Regions from separate parts of the Homo sapiens genome. Here all the other regions are linked to region 2. A link is a contact called in ENCODE Hi-C or POLR2A ChIA-PET data. All regions are on one chromosome and are shown on one strand. The core of a region is the stretch at or near the end of the contact, and the rest is flanking DNA. Distances in the headings are between cores, read along the strand shown.

Evidence for each region. Hi-C counts contacts between places; a loop is a spot of excess contacts on that map. ChIA-PET counts read pairs that join two places held with the same protein, here RNA polymerase II (POLR2A). Pooled maps may share reads with other maps.
Region 1: a loop to region 2 is called in a map with no recorded cell type, with 4 times the contacts of the local background. The contact joins two enhancer-like sites. A Hi-C loop is called at or near these places in 2 of 168 maps with a recorded cell type or tissue (PC-9 and endothelial cell of umbilical vein), 2 of 37 single-sample maps with no recorded cell type and 10 of 50 pooled maps.
Region 3: a map of IMR-90 shows a loop between it and region 2 (5-fold over the local background). The contact joins two enhancer-like sites. A Hi-C loop is called at or near these places in 12 of 168 maps with a recorded cell type or tissue (Caco-2, Calu3, IMR-90 and 8 more), 9 of 37 single-sample maps with no recorded cell type and 17 of 50 pooled maps. POLR2A ChIA-PET finds 5 or more read pairs at or near these places in 1 of 52 experiments (BJ).

Annotation. Positions count from the first base shown.
Region 1 is chr1:226,625,030-226,629,300 of GRCh38, forward strand. No RefSeq gene overlaps it. Among named protein-coding and RNA genes, the nearest start is that of ITPKB-IT1, 48 kb to the right of the region's middle. RefSeq lists an enhancer at 2,911-3,010. Within about 2 kb of position 1,607, at least 2 of the 41 ENCODE cell types and tissues checked have a DNase peak (open chromatin) inside an H3K27ac peak, as active enhancers do.
Region 2 is chr1:226,992,546-226,996,590 of GRCh38, forward strand. It overlaps CDC42BPA (CDC42 binding protein kinase alpha), which reads right to left. Exons shown (of 37, transcript NM_001394014.1): 36 at 2,278-2,435; 37 at 1-1,854. The coding sequence ends at 1,723. Among named protein-coding and RNA genes, the nearest start is that of COQ8A, 54 kb to the left of the region's middle. RefSeq lists an enhancer at 47-1,246 and silencers at 809-1,009, 2,124-2,270. Within about 2 kb of position 2,251, at least 3 of the 41 ENCODE cell types and tissues checked have a DNase peak (open chromatin) inside an H3K27ac peak, as active enhancers do; they include dorsolateral prefrontal cortex, where a contact is called at or near this core.
Region 3 is chr1:227,435,144-227,439,564 of GRCh38, forward strand. No RefSeq gene overlaps it. Among named protein-coding and RNA genes, the nearest start is that of LINC01641, 44 kb to the left of the region's middle. Within about 2 kb of position 2,653, at least 3 of the 41 ENCODE cell types and tissues checked have a DNase peak (open chromatin) inside an H3K27ac peak, as active enhancers do; they include dorsolateral prefrontal cortex, where a contact is called at or near this core.

The DNA of each region.
Region 1 (4,271 bases), core at 357-2,856, 370 kb before region 2:
TAACATGATGAAACCCCATCTCTAATAAAAATACAAAAAATTAGCCAGGTGTGGTGGTGGATGCCTATAATCCTAGCTACTTGGGAGGCTGAGGCAGGAGAATCGCTTGGACCTGGGAGGCGGAGGTTGCAGTTAGCCAAAATCGCGCCACTGTTCTCCAGCCTGGGCAATAAGAACAAAACTCTCAAAAAAAAAAAAAAAAAAAGAGAAACCACTCATTATCCCATCACTCAAACCAATCTCTGTTAATAATCTGATGTTTTTCTTTTAATTCTGAAACTTCAGGACTCACTGGCACATCCACTTCTCAATTCTGCATTTCTCACTGAGTGCGGCAGTGTGTGTCTGCCTGCCTGCTGCGCCCCAGCAATCCTCTGATGCTATCCCCATGACTCCTGCCCAGGTCTGGTTCCTGAACTCCAGGCCCACGTGTCCAGTTGGCCTCAGATGTGGATGTCCCACAGCCACCTGTAACTAGATGTGTCTCAACTAAACTCATTCCCTGCTCCCCTGCCCTCCAGTCCTGCCTGTCCTCCCATGCTCCCAGCTCAGGGTGGGCCATCCCCATGCTTCTGGCCTACCAGCCAGTCATTCTCGGGACACCCAGGCCCACGATGTTACAGCCACAGTGGAAGGGCATCCATGCAACCTCATCGTCATCTCTCCTGCTCATGGCCTTGACCTCACTTCAGGACCCCATCATCTCTCCTCTGCTTCACCTGACCTCCTCCTAATGAATCTCCTCGCATTGTCTTCCCTTCTTTAAGCCACAGGCAGCCAGAGTGACCCCATCACATGCAAATGTGATCTCATCATGCCCCACCTTGACAGCCTCCAAGGACACCTGCTTGTCACTGCAGGAAAGTCCATGCGCCTCACCCTGGCTCCCCAGGTCGTGATCCAGCCCTGACCCCTTCACCAGCTCCACAAGGGTCCTCTGCTCCCACTGCCTGGAGTGACTCCAGATGAAGCATGCTCTGGAGGTGCCTCTGTGACCTTCATGTTCTGCTCCATCCTCCAATCTCCTGGTGCCACGTCCTCTGCAAAGCCTCCCTTCAGTGACCTTCTTGTCCCTCTCCTGGGTCAGGCCTCCTCTGTACTCCGTGGAGCCCCATGTTTGCCCCACCACGGCCCTCTTCACACTGCATGCCATGTGCCTGCGAACCCGACCACTGCCACGCCATGCCCTATATCTGGGTTCTAATCCTGGCTCTGGCATTCACTAGCTGTGCAAACTTGGTCAAATTATTCAATCTCTCTGAGCATGTTTCCTAATTTATACATGTATTTATGATAACACTAATAGCACCCCCCTCAACTGGGGGTGCTAGTAGTGTACAGATGAAATAAAGTAACCGGTGTACAGTGTGCACCACCCTGCCCAGCACACAGGAAGCCCTCCCTAACCTTTGGTTTTGGCGATTCCTTCATCATTGCCATGGTCACTGCCTTTCTGCCAGGGCAAAGATGTAGCCAGGCTGGGAGAAGCCATGAAAGAAAGGGAGCTTTCTCTTCTCCAGGGCATTCCTGGGGGTACAGGATTGGACGTCGCTGAGCTCCTGACCCGTCTTCCTTTTCTTCGGGCACCTTGTAATGCACCCGACCGTCCAGAAGGGGGCAGCCTCTGCAGGCGGCGCCAGGCTATTTCAGACGCCTCTGTAGGCGGCCCTCTTGATCTCACTCCAGCACGTGTTCTCAGAAAGCATGACTAAAATTGGGCATTTTTTTTTCCATTGAAATAAAAACAGGGCTGCTGTCGACAGCAAACTGGCTCTGTAAGATACTGTTTGTCCATAATTTGCAGAAGCTATTTTTAAAATAACCCAAACACATGTTGCCACATTGAAAGCCACAGAAATTAGCATTGCACTTTTTCCCCCCAAAACTGCTTTACTCATTCACAAGTTTGAAAAGGTACAGGTTGGAAGTTAGAAACCGTCCAGGATGTTAGTTAGCAACAGATGCACCGTTATCGACCCCAAATTCAAATGTTGAAGCCCTAACCCTTCATGTGTATTTGGAGATAGGGCGTGTGAGGAGATGGTAAGGGTTGAATGGGTCATAAAGGTGAGGCCCTAACCCAATAGGGCTAGTTGCCTTATAAGCAGAGGAGTGTGCTCTCTGCAGTGTGAGGACGTAGTGAGAAGGTGGCTGTCTGCAAGCCAGGAAGAGAGCCCTCCTTAGAAACTGAACTAGCCTGGCCTTGATCTTGGACTTTCCACCCTCCAGACCTGTGAGAAAATACATTTCAGTTAAGCCATGCAGTGTGTGCTGTGTTTTTATGGCAGTCCAAACAGACTGAGACAGGTGTCTGATGGCACTTTGACCCTCTCTTGTATTATTGTTGTCATTATTACATCAACTCGTTATTTTCTTGTTTAAAAAAAACCCTGCAAGCCCTCATGTCTTGCTAAAGCATGAAATCCATCTTCTCACTCCTGGTTTGCCATTCCCTTTCTCACTTGCTTGTTGAATTTGTCATCTCAGGCCCATGCATGGCACTTGAAATGCCAGGAGCGGGCCACAGCTGTTGCAGTAAAACAGCAAGAAAAATGACTTGTCCACTGTTTCGAGGTGTTTGTGGGAACTAGGATAATATTCCGTGTTTCTGTGGGAGGGCATGGGAGCCAGCCTGTGAGCTAAAGAGTAAACTTGGTTCTGCACAGTCAGTCTGCTGTGAGGAGAGAGGACTGGGGTGTGGGGGGTGCCTAGGTTGTGCTCCCCTGAAGGGTTTCAGAGAGCCCAGAACAAAAACAGTGCCTCCTTAGAGAGACCCAGGGTCCCCACCTGCATTAGTCCATTTTCACACTGCTATAAAGAACTACCTAAGACTGGGTAATTTATGAAGAAAAAAAAGGTTTCATTGACTCACAGTTCTGCATGGTTGGGGAAGTCTCAGGAAACTTACAATCATGGCAGAAGGCAAAGAGGAAGCAAGGCACGTCTTACGTGGTGGCAGGAGAGAGTGAGCGAGGCGGGGAAATGCCAAACACTTTTAAAACATCAGATCTTGTGGGAACTCACTTATATCATGAGAACAGCAGGGGGGAAACCACCTCTATGATCCAATCACCTCCCACCAGGTCCCTCCCTCGACATGTGGTGATTACAATTCAAGATGAGATTTGAGTGGGGGGACACAGAGCCAAACCATATCCCCACCCCACCCCAACTCCCCCAGTCCTGCTGGAGAGCAAGTCCTGCCAGTTGATCTTGGGGGCTAGAGCCAAGGGTTGCTGCAACTCAGCTGTCCATACTCCACAGGGCCTGGCCAGGTCCCCAAACCAGGACTCAGCTTGACAACGGCTGTCTCAGTAGTCCCAGAATAGTGCTGGTGCCGGGGCAAACCCCGCTGCTGTGGAGACCTCCTGGACTGCTCAGGAATAGGGCGCAGAGTCAGGGAAAGGTTTTGAACCTTGTTTCAAAGCCTGCATCTGTTGCCTACCAGCTGTGTGATCTTAGATGAGTTACTCACCCTCTCTGTGCCTCTGCTTTCTTACCTACAAAGTGGGGTCGACGAAGCTGATCATAGACTTTTTTATAAAGATTAAGCTACTTAGCTTTAATCACCTGGTATGGTGCCTGGCACAAAGCAATCTTTAATTGCTACTGGTTGCCATTATTCTCAGGCAGGAGTTGGCAAACTTTCTCTGTATAGGGCCAGATGGTAAATATTTTAGGCTTTGCAGCCGCGCGGTCTCCGTGACAACTACACAATTCAACTCTGCTATTATAGTACTAAAGCAGTTACAGACCAAACATAAATTAATGGCATGGCTGTTTCCAATAGACTATTTAGGAAATCAGGTGGGCCATATTTCTAAGGTGACGCCTGTTCAGAAGCTGGGCGGTTAAGGGAGTGGAAAAGAGGGGGCCAGGGGCCAGGCAGGTCTCTGACGCACAGAAATGTCACACACTAGAGGCAGCAGGCGAAGGGGCCACTCGTCCATGATGTCTTACTGGGCAGGGTTATTACAAGCCTGGGCCCATACACCATCTGGGCATTTACCAATGGACTTTGGAGGCTGGGGGGTGTCCGTGGGTCCCTAAATTTGTACATAGAATCATTTGTGTACATGCATATGAGTTGTTCTGGAGAGATTTACAGCTTCCTCTAAATTATCTAAGGTATATGTGACCCAAAAGGTGAAGAACTACCATGTTAACACAAGCGACCATCTGGACGTCAGTGAAGACCTCCCAGAGATTGTGGTGCCCTAGCAGAGGTGGGGAGGAGAGGTCGCAGGGCTGACCCGGCCCACAGCTGCTTA
Region 2 (4,045 bases), core at 1,001-3,500:
AGTGACACAGACGTGGAGTCACAGACAGCAGCAGTGAAATGATGGCCTTAAACACTGCAACTCAGGTTAGCAACTGCAGGAAAACTTTCTTCATTTTCACTGAATTTTAAAGAGAGAATCCTGTCTCTATTTCTCAGAGAAACTTAGGTGAAAAGTAAAAGAGAGGCAAAATCTCTTTCCTTCATGAGATACTTTTATTTTTATCTCTTTCTCTACTCATGTGCTTAACTGGTGAAATGATTCTGTAGAAATAGATCCTTCTGATTCTGCATCTCATTTCCTTATGGCAACTACAACAGGAGGAATCCAGCTGGAAATGCCACTAACCCCACAATCCAGCACCTGAGAGAGGAAGCCAGTCGGAGCGCCGTGCTGGGCTCACTCACTCTGGCCTGCGCACTGGGGTTGTCACATCCATTTTCCACTGGCTATGGGGAATAATATTTGGTTAAGGCTGTTGAAGCCCTTGCTTTTGAGGTTTTACATTATTTGGTAATGAAAGCCGTTTTTTCTTCCTTCCCCAGGCTTATGTGAAGAAGCCCACGCCCACTCTCAACAAAACAGACTCCTCCTTGGGAAGCATCTCCAGCCCTGGGACAGACACCTCGCTGTGACTTAGGGAGGGACAGGATTAGCCCAGGAATAAAAGCATTTTTAGAAATTGTTTTCTGCACCTTCAGAAGCTACAACACTCCTTGTAACCTTTCAGATGGAAGGGATCAGAGGTGACAGAATCGTGTATTTCTACATTTATCTGCGGAAGATAAAATACAATAAAAAGTGAGAAGTGTTCAAATTCCACCACTAGGAAAAGAAACATCTTGGGTAGAGATGAGTTCGCCTTTTGCTGCTGCTGCTGAAGTGGCTTCAAATGTTAAAGCTCTGGTGCCCAGGGCATGCCCCAAACCAGCAAAACCTGGCTCTGCAAGTGTTTTCTACAGCTCCCCAGGTGACTAGAGCCTATGACCAGTTTGAGGACAGGGCAATAAAGGGAACTCTGATTTCTCTCGCTCTCTCTCTACAAATGTGAGCTTGAGGCCTTTCCACCCTTTACATTACATTACAGACAAGAAACAACATATTTCTTTAAATTAAATCATCTCTCTTATATATGCATCCATCTTTTGTTGAATACAAGAGGCTCCTTTTAAATATATACATTCAGTACTTCTACATTTATGTATTCATTTAAACTCTGTACTGTAGTAAAATATGCATTGTTTTAATTCATAAGGATTTCCTGGCAACAATCAGGTTGATACTCACTGCGTTTGCTGATTAAGAGCTTAGTGAGCCACTCCAGGGACCAATTCTCCCTTCTGGATGCGGAGAAGCCCATGAGCTATTTTAGGACTATAATGAGACTCTACTGTGAAAGCAAAATCTGTCTAATCTTATTCTTATCACTTACATTTGTGTAATCTGTCTATTTAAGCTACCTTTGGGAGTAGGGGTAAAATGTTACTGAAAGCAACTCTAAGTGCATGGAATGAAATCAACGTTAATCTAAGCTGCTACGGAAAGTCTGTCTTTGTTGTTGCTGTTAGGCTGGGGGCGTGGATCTGAGAGTCGTGTCGTCAGAACTCCTGAATCCCTGTCCTGCTACTGCTGCCAGCCCCTGGTGGCTTTCAGGCCGAGCAGGCGAGGTGGAGGGAAGAGATGAAAGTGAGAGGAGGCGAGTGGCAGGGAGCGGAGAGCGAGAGGTCCCAGTGCTGAGGCAGCTCACGGGTCCCAGCTCCCGCGGTCAGTGCTCTCCAGGGAGAGGCTCTTGGTTTTTCGGGGTGAAGCTGGGCTTGGGGGGCTGCTTAGGTTGGAACTGTTGGAAGCTGTGGAATGCCTCGGAGAGTCAGAGTCCTGTAAGGCCCAAAGTAAAACATTAATGAGAAGGAGGGGGAGAAAGGGAGGCAGAAGGGGCTCAGATTACCACCGCCCCCTCCAGCCACCCTGACCAAATAACCCCATGGGGCGGCCTCACTGTCGGTATAAAGCCCCTTCTATGAGCTGAGGAAGAGGCACGGAACATACAAGCTCCGTCCTTTCTGTAGGCCTTTACAGATGATGGTATTTTCACACAAAAGCCAGAAGTCTGAATGCCTCTGGGAAAACTGCAGTTTGCAGCCCGAGTGACTGGCCTAGCTGCCCGCTGGCCAAGAGTGAATGCTGGCCCCTGACCCCGAACCCTGCTGCAGCTGAGGCCAATCCCAAGGTGGTGGGATTGCCTGGGAAGATGCCCTAGTCTTTCTGATACATGACGTCTCCGGAACCCTGCCCACTCACCTCTCCGTCAAAGTCCCTCGCTGGGGCATCACTTCCTTGGTCCATGCCTCCAGAGGACAAAGAGCCCTCTGACGGGGAGGGCATGGGCTGCCGCTTGGCACTGTAGCTTCCTCCAGAGAATTCCCTCTTTAATGCGCTGCCATTCTGTGCGGATGACCCTACAGTACATCATGCAGGCAAAATTTTACATATGCAGAGGGGACAATACTCTAGAAAGCACACAGACTGCTGAGCTGACAGGCCATCCTTTGCAGGCCCCAGACCACTCCTCCCCTGAAGCGCAGTAAGTCCAACTGTAGTACCTTTGCCCTGAGCTCAACCCCGAATCCAGCAATCTCACTCGCTGTTCCTGTCCACCCCAGCCACGGGGACTCCCGGTGAGCGAGCACTCTCTAGGCTGTGCCATCTGCCCCAATGCCCTGCTTGTTAACAATTCCCCAGAATCCCTCAAGTCTCCACCTGCCTGGTGCTGCCTTGCACATCTTTCCCAGCCACTGACGGCTCCCAGCCATCTTTCACACATCTCTTTCATGGCATTTATGAAGTCATGTTATCATCATGTGCCTGTCATTCTCCCAATAGATGAGGTGTCTTTGCCTCTCCAGGGCCTAGCACAGAACATGGCACACGGCAGGCTCAAAACAGATGCGCTAAATGAGGAAGCTCGGTTGTACCATCCCGAGAGAGGCCATGCCACTCAATGAAGAAATATCGCTTATCTTCTAGAAAATTTTCATAAAACCATAAAGAAAACATAAAAGTACTTTTACTTCACAGGGCAAAGAGCCTGAGATGTAAAATAAAAGTGAGGTTTTCTTCAAACTCACTCTCTATTTTGTTCTCAGAGTTGGGGTAGGTAACAGTGGACCAGCAGCATTCACAGGAAGAAAAGGGAAGACCCAGAACACCCTGGGGAATCTCGGGGCTATTGTCAGTACCTATTTAAAGCTCTTAGCATTCCCTACTATGACAAGGTTTTTGCTTAAACATGCCTTCATCGTGCTGAGTTTCAGTATTAGGATGATTGGTCCAAAAGACTGTGTTGAGGTTTTAGCACAACTCTAAGGTACAGGTTGTGCTTGTTTCAACTTTTTGCGGGTTTAACATGTCTCAATTGTTTTTCACATTAAGAATTCAGTGAAAAATGTCAAAAAATGATAGTTTAAAGCAGCACATTTATCTAATGACCACCAAAATACACAAGCGTTCATAAATAAACTGAACAAGAGCCTGCCTGGGCAGACTCTGTCCTTGGTAATCCCCCTTCCACCTCCCTTCCTCAGCTTCTTTGCGAAGCCCCTGGGCTGCAGTCACAGGCTCGCTGGCATTTCCTCGACACTGGAACTGACTGACTGCAGATCAGCAACACTGGTGGTTTACTGTTTAGCGTATGATGGAGCTTGACAAACACCAATGCCCAGCCCTATCCCAGAACAATTTGCAGAGTTTCTGACTTAACTTTAAAAGTCCTCCTGTCATTTTTGCACATTGATTTTGTAACCTGAGACTTTGCTGAAGTTGCTTGTCAGCTTAAGGAGATTTTGGACTGAGATGAAGGGGTTTTCTAATACAATCATGTCACCTGCAGACAGAGACAATTTGACTTCCTCTCTTCCTATCTGAATACCCTTTATTTCCTTCTCTTGTCTGGTTGCCCTGGCCAGAACTTCCAATACTATGTTGAATAGGAGTGGTGAGAGAGGGCATCCTTGTCTGGTTGCAGTTTTCAAAGGGAATGCTTCCAGCTTTTGCCCATTCGGTATGATAT
Region 3 (4,421 bases), core at 1,403-3,902, 440 kb after region 2:
TGTCTCCCAGCCTGCTCTCTCTGCCATGAGGCTTCCATCTGTTGGTCCCAGCTCTCTGTGGAAGTGTAATTCTTTCCTAAATGCAGCTCTGTTTTCTCCATCACCTACCTCCTCTGCCAAGGCTGCTTTCACAGGAGTTCCCCAAATACAGATCCCAGAGTATTTACACATCGAAATAAGCAAATGCTACAAGTTAGAGTTTTCTCCTCTCCCTTCCCCAGCCAACTCTGGTTACTAACATTTACCAGCATAGCACTGCATGCAGTTATAAATGTAGTAAATCATACTGCTATATATTTCTATATCCAGATCCTTCATATGGCATGGCTGGAAGATAAGGTTCCCAGTCAGAGCCACGATAGAAAGAGGGTGGATGGGTGGAGGCTTCGTTTCACCTAGGAATTTCCCCACGGGTAGTCAGCAAAAGTATGCTGAAGGAAAAGACAACAGACTTCCTAGGGCCTGGAGGAAGCACCTGTTTTCTAGGAAAAGTAATTTTCTTTTTTAAAATATATTTTTAGTAGAGATGGGGTTTCACCATTTTGGCCAGGCTGGTCTCAAACTTCTGACCTCAGGTGATCCGCCTGCTTCAGCCTCCTGAACTGCTGGGATTATAGGTATGAGCCACTGCACCTGGCCTCAGGAAAAGTAATTTTCTTTCTTTATTTTTTTTTTGAGACGGAGTTTGCTCTTGTTGCCCAGGCTGGAGTGCAGTGGCACAGTCTTGGCTCACTGCAACCTCTGCATCCCAGGTTCAAACAATTCTCCTGCCTCAGCCTCCCAAGTAGCTGGGATTACAGGTGCCCGCCACCACGCCCAGCTAATTTTTCTATTTTTAGTAGAGACGGGGTTTCACTATATTGGCCAGGCTGGTCGCGAACTCCTGACCTCAGGAGATCCACCCACCTTGGCCTCCCAAAGTGCTGGGATTATAGGCGTGAGCCACCGTGACCGGCCAGTAAAAGTAATTTTCTAACAGGTGAAGGAGATGAGTGGGTCTGTGTTCCTCAGAATGGGGACACTGGCTGGGTGGCTAGAGAGTGGCCCACTGAGGCAGGGCTGCCCCCAATAGGCAGTCTAGGTCCTTGCTCATCTGGCTGGCAACTCTCCCTGCAGTAGTGGGGATGTACCCAGACTAGGAGGATTGGTGAGAGCCCCAGACTCGGGATGTGGAGGGCTGGTTTCTGACTGTGACAGTTATGATGGTCCCCGGAGAGGGTAGGGGAAGAGGGAGAAGGCTGTGAGTTAACAGTGAAACACCCTGTAGCAATGGCCCAATGAATGAGGGATTGGCAGTGCCAAGTTCCTAAAGGAGCATTAACTGTGCTGGGGGCACGGATGCAGGCTCCCACAGAGGTGGAATGAACTGCCCTGGCAAGTCTAGGACCCGTGGAGCCCCACTGAGACTCCATCACCTTAACTCCAAAAACAGGAAAATGTTTGTAAATCAAATCCGCTCTGTTTTCTTTATTTCTCCAGATTTGTTTTCTTCTTGGACTCATTATCTTTATGGAAACTAGGTCGAATTGGATTCTTTTCTATTTCTATCAGCCATGTATAGCCCCATTAGCTTTCTAATACTGTTAGAGAGTCTTTCAATTATGTTAAAAATGGAGCCAAATTTGCCATTCTTAAAAACGTTTAAGCTTCCATGCAAGTTCCCTTGACCTGGTTTTCTTTTGTCCCCTTGGGACACGGAATTCCTGTTAATGATACCTTATGACACTGCAGAAGACAGGAAGACATTGATGTCAAAGGGCAGCTGACCCTTGAAACCAACAGACTGGAGAAGAGCCATTTTTCCCTTTCCCAGGTCACAAATGATGTGGGAGAGAAGTTGCCAAACACTGCCCTTGTGTGTTTTTTAAACATCAATTTAGGAAAGTATAGACACAAGGAAGAGAAAATTCAATACTAATTCAAAGAAATGTATTTAATTTGAATGTTGGATAAACAATAGCTCTGTCATGAGGTAATAATAAATTATATATTTCGACATCCAAATTTCGAAAACTTAGCCAGGTGTGAGGATGTGTGCCCATTGTCCCAGCTACTCCAAGGCTGAGGTGGGAGGATCGCTTGAGCCCAGGAGTTTGAGGCTGCAGTAAGCTGTGATCACACCACTGCACTCCAGCCTGAGTGACAGAGCAAGACTCTGTTGAAAGAAGGAAACAGAGAGCGAGAGAAGGAGGAGAAAGAAAAGAAAGAAAAGAAAGGAAGAAAGAAAGAGAAGAAAGAAAAGAAAGAAAAGAAAGAAAAGAAAGGAAGAAAGAAAGAGAAGAAAGAAAAGAAAGAAAAGAAAGGAAAGAAAGAAAGAAAGAGAGAGAGAAAGAAAGAAAGAAAGAAAGAAAGAAAGAAAGAAAGAAAAAGAGAAAGAAAGAAAGAGAAAGAGGAGGGGAGGGGAGGGGGGAGGGGAGAAAAAGAGAGGCCAAAAGCTGTGCTAAGGAGTCTCAGAACAACACCCCCAACCCATCCAAGCATTCTTAGGCTTAAATGATAATTATCCCAGATCTGGAGGTAACAGGGCAACCTGAAACCAATGCTCCTGTTTATAACATTCACCCCCAATCTGACTTGCCACAGTCTTAGGACTAAGGTCCTAGACCCAAATCTACGGTGTTGGGGTTGACGAAGACCATCTGATGGTTCTATTAAACCAACTTAGACCTTTCTGATCTTATTTAAAATGGGGGACGAGACCGTGCCTCTACCCCTAAATCGTTATGTCTATTACTGTGCTACCATCTAATGGCGAAGTGTATTAAAACACAAATGAAACCTACTCCAAGGAACACTGACTACCGTTAAATTTTTTTTCCTATGGCCAATAGTTATATCTCTCTATCTCTCCAGATAAGGCACCAAATTTTCTCCATCATTCATAAAAAATGCCCCCAGATTAAGATTTCTGGCAGGGAAAAAGTAATAAAGTCTAATTTACGCAGAAAAAAATTATGTAACATTAGGGAGGACAGAGGGATTTTTCTAAAACACTCTCAAAGTGTACAACATAAGACAAAACATTATTTTAAGATAGATATTGTTTAACTTTCTCATATATGAGAAGTTACTAATGGCAGAAATATTAACGCAGTATAGTTTGTGCAGAATGCATTACCGTCTTACAGAGAGGATAAAAATGAAGCCATCACCCTCTACAGAGACTATTCACCACCCTAAAAATAAAGTCTCATAGCAAAAATAAAGTTTGACTGTTACGTGATAAAAAAGATAGCGGATTACCAACATTTTTCCCTCTGCTCCTGCTGGCTAAGATTTCAGATTCCTATTACAACTTATTTGGGAATTTTCCTCCCAGGGCTAAATGTTAGAAGTGGGGATCATTTAGGGAAATGTAGTAGGCAATGAAAACAAAGAATTCTCCTCCCCACCCCTAAGCTCTTCCTTTTCTCTAAAAGGGCACAGGACATATATATTGGGGATTTTCTACTTCCTGAGCAGTTGCATTAATGTCACCAATAACTCAAACTTTAAATCACATCAGGAGACAGCCAGGTCCCCAAGAACTCCTGGGACACAGCCAGCTGGTCCACAGTGCATCGAGGCTTGCTGCAGAGCCCCCACAGAGTGGTCCCGTATGGGCTGGGAGGGTGACATGGACAGGTGACAACCAGACACTCAATCAGTTGGTAGGGCACAGCTGCCATGGGAACAGAGAGTGAGATGGGTAGGCAGAATTAGGACACCCCAAAACATGGCTTCGAACACCAGTTGTGCTGTGAAATTTTGAGACACGTATTAGTACACTTAAAAAAAATCTAGAGATGCAAATTTCAAGTTGATTTCCAACCAGGGCGTGGACAGGGTCACTATAAGAGCAGAGAATATAGCTTCTGGGTTGGGATACACACTGATGTGCCCCTTCCCAAACAGTGCCTCTCTTTCCCACAACTACTGGAGCACGGAGTAATGGAAATCGTGTACTGCTAAGTTATAAGCATATGTAAAAACACAAAACTGGGCCAGGCACAGTGGCTGGTGCCTGTACTTTCAGCACTTTGGGAGGCTGAGGTGGGAGGATTGCTTGAGCCCAAGGGTTTGAGACCAGTCGCTACTGAGGCAGCTGAGGCAGGAGGATCCCTTGAGCCCAGGAATTCTAGGCTGCAGTGAGTTATGATCAAGCCACTGCACTCCAGCCTGGGTGACAGACAGCAAACTTCTCTTCGAAAAACAAACTAACAAAAAAAAAAACAACTCACAGAACTGTACAAAACACCACATCTGTTCCCCTCTTGACCTTTATTTTCACCCCAGCCCACAGGTAAGATACAACCACCAGTCCTGTCTCCTAAATCAGTGGTTCTTAAACTGTTGTTCCCAATCAGCAGCATCAGCGTCCCCTGGGAGCTTGTTAGACATGCAAAGCCTGAGCCAGGTGCGGTGGCTCACACCTGTAATCC